Regions from separate parts of the Homo sapiens genome. Here region 1 is linked to region 2. A link is a contact called in ENCODE Hi-C data. All regions are on one chromosome and are shown on one strand. Each heading gives the region's core, a stretch centred on a gene start or an enhancer-like site at or near the end of the contact. The rest is flanking DNA. Distances are from core to core; before and after follow the strand shown.

Region 1 (2,871 bases), core at 136-2,635, 410 kb after region 2:
CATCACAAGAAAACTACAGACCATCATGTCTTACGAATACAGATACAAAAAATCCCCAATACAATACTAGCAAATAAAATCCAGCAACAGATAAAAAGTGTTAGACACCATGACCACATGGATTTATCCCAAGAATGCAAGGTTGGTTCAACACACAAAAATCAATCAATGTAGTACATCATCATAGTAGAATAAAAAATAAAACCCACATGATCATCTCAACAGACACGAAAAGCATTTGGCAAACTCTTTTATTATAAAAACACCCAACAAACTCGAATAAAAGGGAACTGCCTTAACCTAATGAAGGGCAACTATGGAAAATCCATTAACTAACATCTACTTAGTGATGAAAGATGGAATGCTTTCTCACTAAAATGAAGAATAAGATAGGTGCATCCACTCTCACCGCCTATAACCAGGATAAGCAATAAAAAGAAATAAAAGCAACTACATTGGTAAGGAAGAATTAAAACTATATTTGCAAATGACAGAATCATATATAGAGAATCTACTAAACAACTCTTAGAACAAACCAGTTCAGCAGAATTGCATGATACAAGATCAACATGCAATGATCAATTACATTTCTATAAAGTAGCAATGAAGCAGCAGAACTGAAATTAAGAAAACAATTCCATTTACAATAGCATCAAAAAGGATAAAATACTTTGGAATAAATTTAACAAAGTCCAAAATTTGTCATCTAAATTTTTCTCCTCCCTTCCTGTCTCCCTCCTGCTTCCCCTTCCCGCCCCCATCTCCCCACACACAGAAGAGCATGGACAGGCTTCTAGTAACTACTTCATGCTTGAAAACAGCAGAGCTAGGAGTTGATTAGTTTGCTGTAGACTCGGCCACGCTTGGTAAAGATGACGCACGCACATGCACAGATGGAAGCAACAACAGGAGGAAGTACAGCTGCAGGAATGAAGCAAAAGGAACGTGCTGCGGACAGTGCACGCGCAGGGTACATACCCAGGAAGGACCGCCTGGGGGCAACCTTGACTTCTTCATCCTTGCTATCTGCAGCTACACGTTAAAAAGGGAGACAGAAACAGAAAGGGGAAAAAGACAGAAACATACTGGTTTTAACATGGGTAAACAGCTGTGTTCCCAGAACTTTTTGCATTTCTTTAAAAAAAAAAAAACAAACCAGAATAGAAAGATCACAAGATTTTGGTTTTTGTGCATTAGAAAACCCACTTTCTGAACTATTTTTCTGCAAACCTAACCTCTTCCAATATCATAAAAAAGTGAATGGGGAGAATGGGAGAAAAATTGAGCCAAAAATTGAAAGTTACCACATTTCCATTTAATCTCTCGGGAGAAAGGCAGCATGGGAGCCCGTCACAAGCGTGCTGTGCTGATGGAAAGCAGCCAGGCAGATCCTGCTTCCCTTTTCCTAGAAACTCATCTGTATGCAAGCTGCGGCTGCAATATAGCTGCCCCAGGTCAAAACTCTTCAGAAGGCTGCCTGATAAAGCTGTTTTCAGAGTACACTCTGCTGTAAAAGGACAGCTGGTTCCGCACATGCACTTGACAAGCACCTCTGCACAGACACAGACACAGGGACAATGTGACAGGGACCCAGCACCCTCCAGGGCCCAGCACTGGCAATGACAGGTTATAAGTCAACCTTCCTATCTGCGCAGCCCCAGGACAAGACAGCAGCCAAGGTCCTGGAAAACAGTGTGGCCTCTAGGTGGCTCCTGGGAAGCCCCATGGGGTTTGGGATTGAAGACAGTTGATAAACAAGAGACTCAAATAAGTCCTGGGATCAGAAAGCAGAAGTAGGATCAAAGGTTGTGTTTGCCTGCCCCAGGCAATGTAGACTTAAAATGGAAATTTTGCAAGTGAACAGCTAAAAGCAAATACGAGGTGACCTCTGACCTCTGCCCTCTGCTACTTGGACTTAGGGTGTTGTTCCACTCACAAGGCAGGAACTGCAATATCTCTACCAAATTTGAGGGTTTTATAAACCAATGCAGCATACAAAGTGCAGTCTTCTCTCCTCCCTCAGCCTCCCCCAGCACTGCCTCTTGGATTCTATGGGTCCCTCAGCTCGTCCTCTCTGTTGCTTTGATTTAGACAACATCCCTCTCCACGGGCGCCTCTTCTAAAGACCAAGATCCTCAAGGGGTGGGAGGGAGGGACCACCCAAGGCAGGACTGCTCAGTCCACACTGTTTCCCTTCTCACATCCAGGTGTGACTGTGAACAGGCAATGGTGGGAGGCAGCCAGCCGGCAGGCTGGGGAAGAAGACATGGTTCAGGCTGCAGAGTCACATCCCACACCAGGCTGTGTCCTAGGCACAGCCTCAAGCTACCTGAGGCTCCTTGCCTGGAAAGCAGTGTGATCAGATCCACGTTTGTGTAGGATGGAATGCAGAGTTCTGATGCTGAGAGAGCTGCCAGGAACATTTTCAACAGTCACACACTTCCACAGATCTGTGCTGAACACGTCCTCCAGACCAGGCACTCAGGATCCAAAAAGGGCCCAGCAACATTTTCCTTTTCCTCCACACTCGGCATCAGGAGGTGGTGTCAGTGTCTTCTCCCCTTGATCATGGGTGGGCTTGTGACCACTCCAGTCCACAGAAGCAATGCTGTGATTTCCAAGACTTAGGTCATAAAAAAGATACAGCTTCCACCTGCTTTCTCAGGTAGCTCCCCCTTGGGACCTGGCCGCCATGTTGTGAGGAAGCCCAGGTCTCATGAGGAGGCCTTGGTGGGTGTCCCAGCAGAGCCTGGGTGGAGGTCCCAGCAGATAGATGGCTAGCACCAGCCATGCCAAAGAGCGAGTGAGGGAGAGAGAGAGAGAGAGAAAAAGCAAGAGAATGAGCTTCAAGGGCTGCAGCCCTAGCCTTTG
Region 2 (3,157 bases), core at 325-2,824:
TCCCTGACTTGGGCTCCGATCCAGGAGGAAGTTGTTTCTCCGTGTGAGATGCTGAAGAGTCCGCCCATTCACAGAGCAGAACGGGGTCTCAGTCAAACCTCTTCCCACAGATTAGCCCCCAGGATGTGTCCTGAGCCCTGCAGGACTGGGCAGAAGGTGAGGATGGGCCCTTCCAGGCTCCCTTTTGCTAAACCTTGTTCTACCAGAGCGTTCAGGTGCAAAGACCTCGCCTCAGAAAGGCTTCAGAGCCTCCGGCGGCTGGCAGGCTGCTCACAGATCTCCGAACCATGGTTTGAACAAGGCAGCAGGAAAGTGGGAGAATTTTAGTCTGAGAAGATTTGGAAAATCCTTAGGAATTGCTGACTTCCAAGTTGTTTCACTACCATCTGAAAAACCCTTACAAGGCTCGGGCTTTCCTGGAAAACAGGAGATCAGGCTATTTATTTTTTATTTTTTTATTTTTTTTCCTGAGACAGGGTCTTGCTCTGTCACCCAGGCTGGAATGCAGTGGTACAATCTCAGCTCACTGCAGCCTCAACCTCCTGGGCTCAAGCCATCCTCCCACCTCAGCCTCCCAAGTAGCTGGGACCACAGGTGCACACCACCATGTCTGGCTAATTTTTACATTTGTTTGTAGAGATGGGGGGTGGTCTCACTACATTGCCCAGGCTGGTCTTGAACTTTTGGCCTCAAGTGATCCTCCCGCCTTGGCTTCCCAAAGTGCTGGGATTACAGGTGTGAGCCACCATGCCTGGTCTTAGGTCAGTTTTTAAAACAACAGCAAGATTTTTTTTATGTTGTTTCTGCCATGTTTTAGGAATTGCTTTTCCTCCCGGGGCTTGCATGTTTAAATTTTTATTCTCAGAACGTTGAAGGGACGCACTGCATTTCAGGATCCTGGGTCTCCGTCCGTGAAGGACTTTCCTTCTGTGGGTCTTTCCTCTTGCAGCTTAAAGTGGGATTATTTTCACTTTATTCAGAGGCCCTGTTAGTCACAGCCAAGCACAGACGTGCTCGCTGTCGCTCCTTTGCTGGAGTCGGAAGTAGGACAGTTGGTGATAAAGTCCTGGACGGGCGAGATAAGTGGCATTGGCAGAGCTCTGTTGTCCAGACAGCAAGAAACCGGCTGCCCCCAGGAAGCGGGGATGGAGGGCACACACCAGGAGAGGGGGCGTTTTGACCGTCGGCAGGGGTGCCACTTGGAAGTCAGATTTAAAATGGAATCAAAACTGGTAGAATGAGGGTCTGCAGGGGGAAACTTGACGGAGCCCATCAGGCGACAGCCTTCTCGAAGCCCCTCCGGGCCCCTCACGGGAGGGGATCCCCCGCTGCGCTGCCGGGAGGTCCGGACGAAATGTTGGAGCTGGAGAGTCGGCAGCCCTCGCGTGGCGTTGCTGCCTCTGCAGATGCCTCCGGAGGGACTCGGTGTGTCTCGGTGTTGATTTCAGAACAGGGGAGATGCTGACGTGTCCCGGTGGCTCTCACAGCACAGTGGAAGGCGAGTGGCAGCTCCGACATCCTGCTCCGCTGGCGCCTCTGGCCACCTGCCTCCCCCACCCCCACATAAAAAAAGTTTAAGGCACATTTAAGCTAGTACCGGAGAAATGACTGAAAAATAAGTATAGCCAAGCAGCAGAAGACTCTGTGTGTGGGGGGGGGAGGGTGCATCCACCACTAATGTGTGTCCGTGTGTGTGGGGGCATCCGCTGATGTGTGTGTCTGTGTGTGTGTGGGGGGGGCATCCACTGATGTGTGTGTCTGTGTGTCGGGGGGGGCATCCACTGATGTGTGTGTCTGTGTGTGGTTGGGGGGCATCCACTGATATGTGTGTGTGGGGGGGGGGCATCCACTGATGTGTGTGTCTGTGTGTGTAGGAGGGGAGCATCCACTGATGTGTGTGTGTGTGGGGGGGCATCCACTGATGTGTGTGTCTGTGTGTGGGGGGGGGCATCCACTGATGTGTGTGTCTGTGTATGTGTGGGGGGGGCATCCACTGGTGTGTGTGTCTGTGTGTGTGTAGGAGGGGAGCATCCACTGGTGTGTGTGTGGGAGGGAGCATCCACTGATGTGTGTGTCTGTGTGTGGGGGGGCATCCGCTGATGTGTGTGTCTGTGTGTGTGGGGGGGGGCATCCACTGATATGTGTGTCTGTGTATGGGGGTGGGAGCATCCACTGATGTGTGTCCATGTGTGTGTGGGGGCATCCGCTGATGTGTGTGTCTGTGTGTGTGTGGGGGGCGTCTGCTGATGTGTGTGTCTGTGTGTGTGTGTAGGGGGGGAGCATCCACTGATGTGTGTCCATGTGTGTGTGGGGGCATCAGCTGATATGTGTGTCTGTGTGTGGGGGGTGGAGCATCCACTGATGTGTGTCCATGTGTGTGTGGGGGCATCCGCTGATGTGTGTGTCTGTGTGTGTGGGGGGGGGCGTCTCCTGATGTGTGTGTCTGTGTGTGTGTGTGTAGGGGGGGAGCATCCACTGATGTGTGTGTGTGTGGGGAGCATCCACTGATGTGTGTGTCTGTGTGTGTGTGGGGGGCATCCACTGATGTGTGTGTCTGTGTGTGTGTGGGGAGCATCCACTGATGTGTATGTGTGTGTGTGGGGGGCATCCACTGATGTGTGTGTCTGTGTGTGTGTGGGGAGCATCCACTGATGTGTATGTGTGTGTGGGGGGGCATCCACTGATGTGTGTGTCTGTGTGTGTGGGGGGAGCATCCGCTGATGTGTATGTCTGTGTGTGTGGGGGGGGGGGCATCCGCTGATGTGTGTGTCTGTGTGTGTGGGGGGGGGGGCGTCTGCTGATGTGTGTGTGTGTGTGTGGGGAGCATCCACTGATGTGTGTGTCTGTGTGTGTGTGGGGTGCATCCACAGATGTGTGTGTCTGTGTGTGTGTGGGGAGCATCCACTGATGTGTATGTGTGTGGGGGGGGGCATCCCCTGATGTGTGTGTCTGTGTGTGTGGGGGGGGGGGCGTCTGCTGATGTGTGTGTCTGTGTGTGTGGGGGGGGCATCCACTGATGTGTATGTCTGTGTGTGTGGGGGCGTCTGCTGATGTGTGTGTTTTGTGTGTGGGAGGTTGTCTGCTGTGTGTGGGGAGGGGGCATCTGCTGATATGTGTGTCTGTGCATGTGTGGGGGGGCGTCTGCTGATGTGTGTGT

What was found. A loop is a pair of places that touch in the nucleus more often than their neighbours do. Pooled maps may share reads with other maps.
Region 1: a pooled map of heart right ventricle shows a loop between it and region 2 (1.9-fold over the local background). The contact joins two enhancer-like sites. A Hi-C loop is called at or near these places in 1 of 37 single-sample maps with no recorded cell type and 1 of 50 pooled maps.

The regions. Positions count from the first base shown.
Region 1 is chr18:79,932,991-79,935,861 of GRCh38, forward strand. SLC66A2 (solute carrier family 66 member 2) reads right to left here. Exons shown (of 6, transcript NM_025078.5): 4 at 979-1,032. Among named protein-coding and RNA genes, the nearest start is that of SLC66A2, 17 kb to the right of the region's middle. Within about 2 kb of position 1,386, at least 9 of the 41 ENCODE cell types and tissues checked have a DNase peak (open chromatin) inside an H3K27ac peak, as active enhancers do.
Region 2 is chr18:79,518,882-79,522,038 of GRCh38, forward strand. All of the region lies in intron 9 of NFATC1 (nuclear factor of activated T cells 1), which reads left to right. It overlaps LOC102723506 (a long non-coding RNA gene), which reads right to left. Exons shown (of 3, transcript XR_935689.3): 3 at 440-1,544. Among named protein-coding and RNA genes, the nearest start is that of NFATC1, 120 kb to the left of the region's middle. Within about 2 kb of position 1,575, at least 3 of the 41 ENCODE cell types and tissues checked have a DNase peak (open chromatin) inside an H3K27ac peak, as active enhancers do.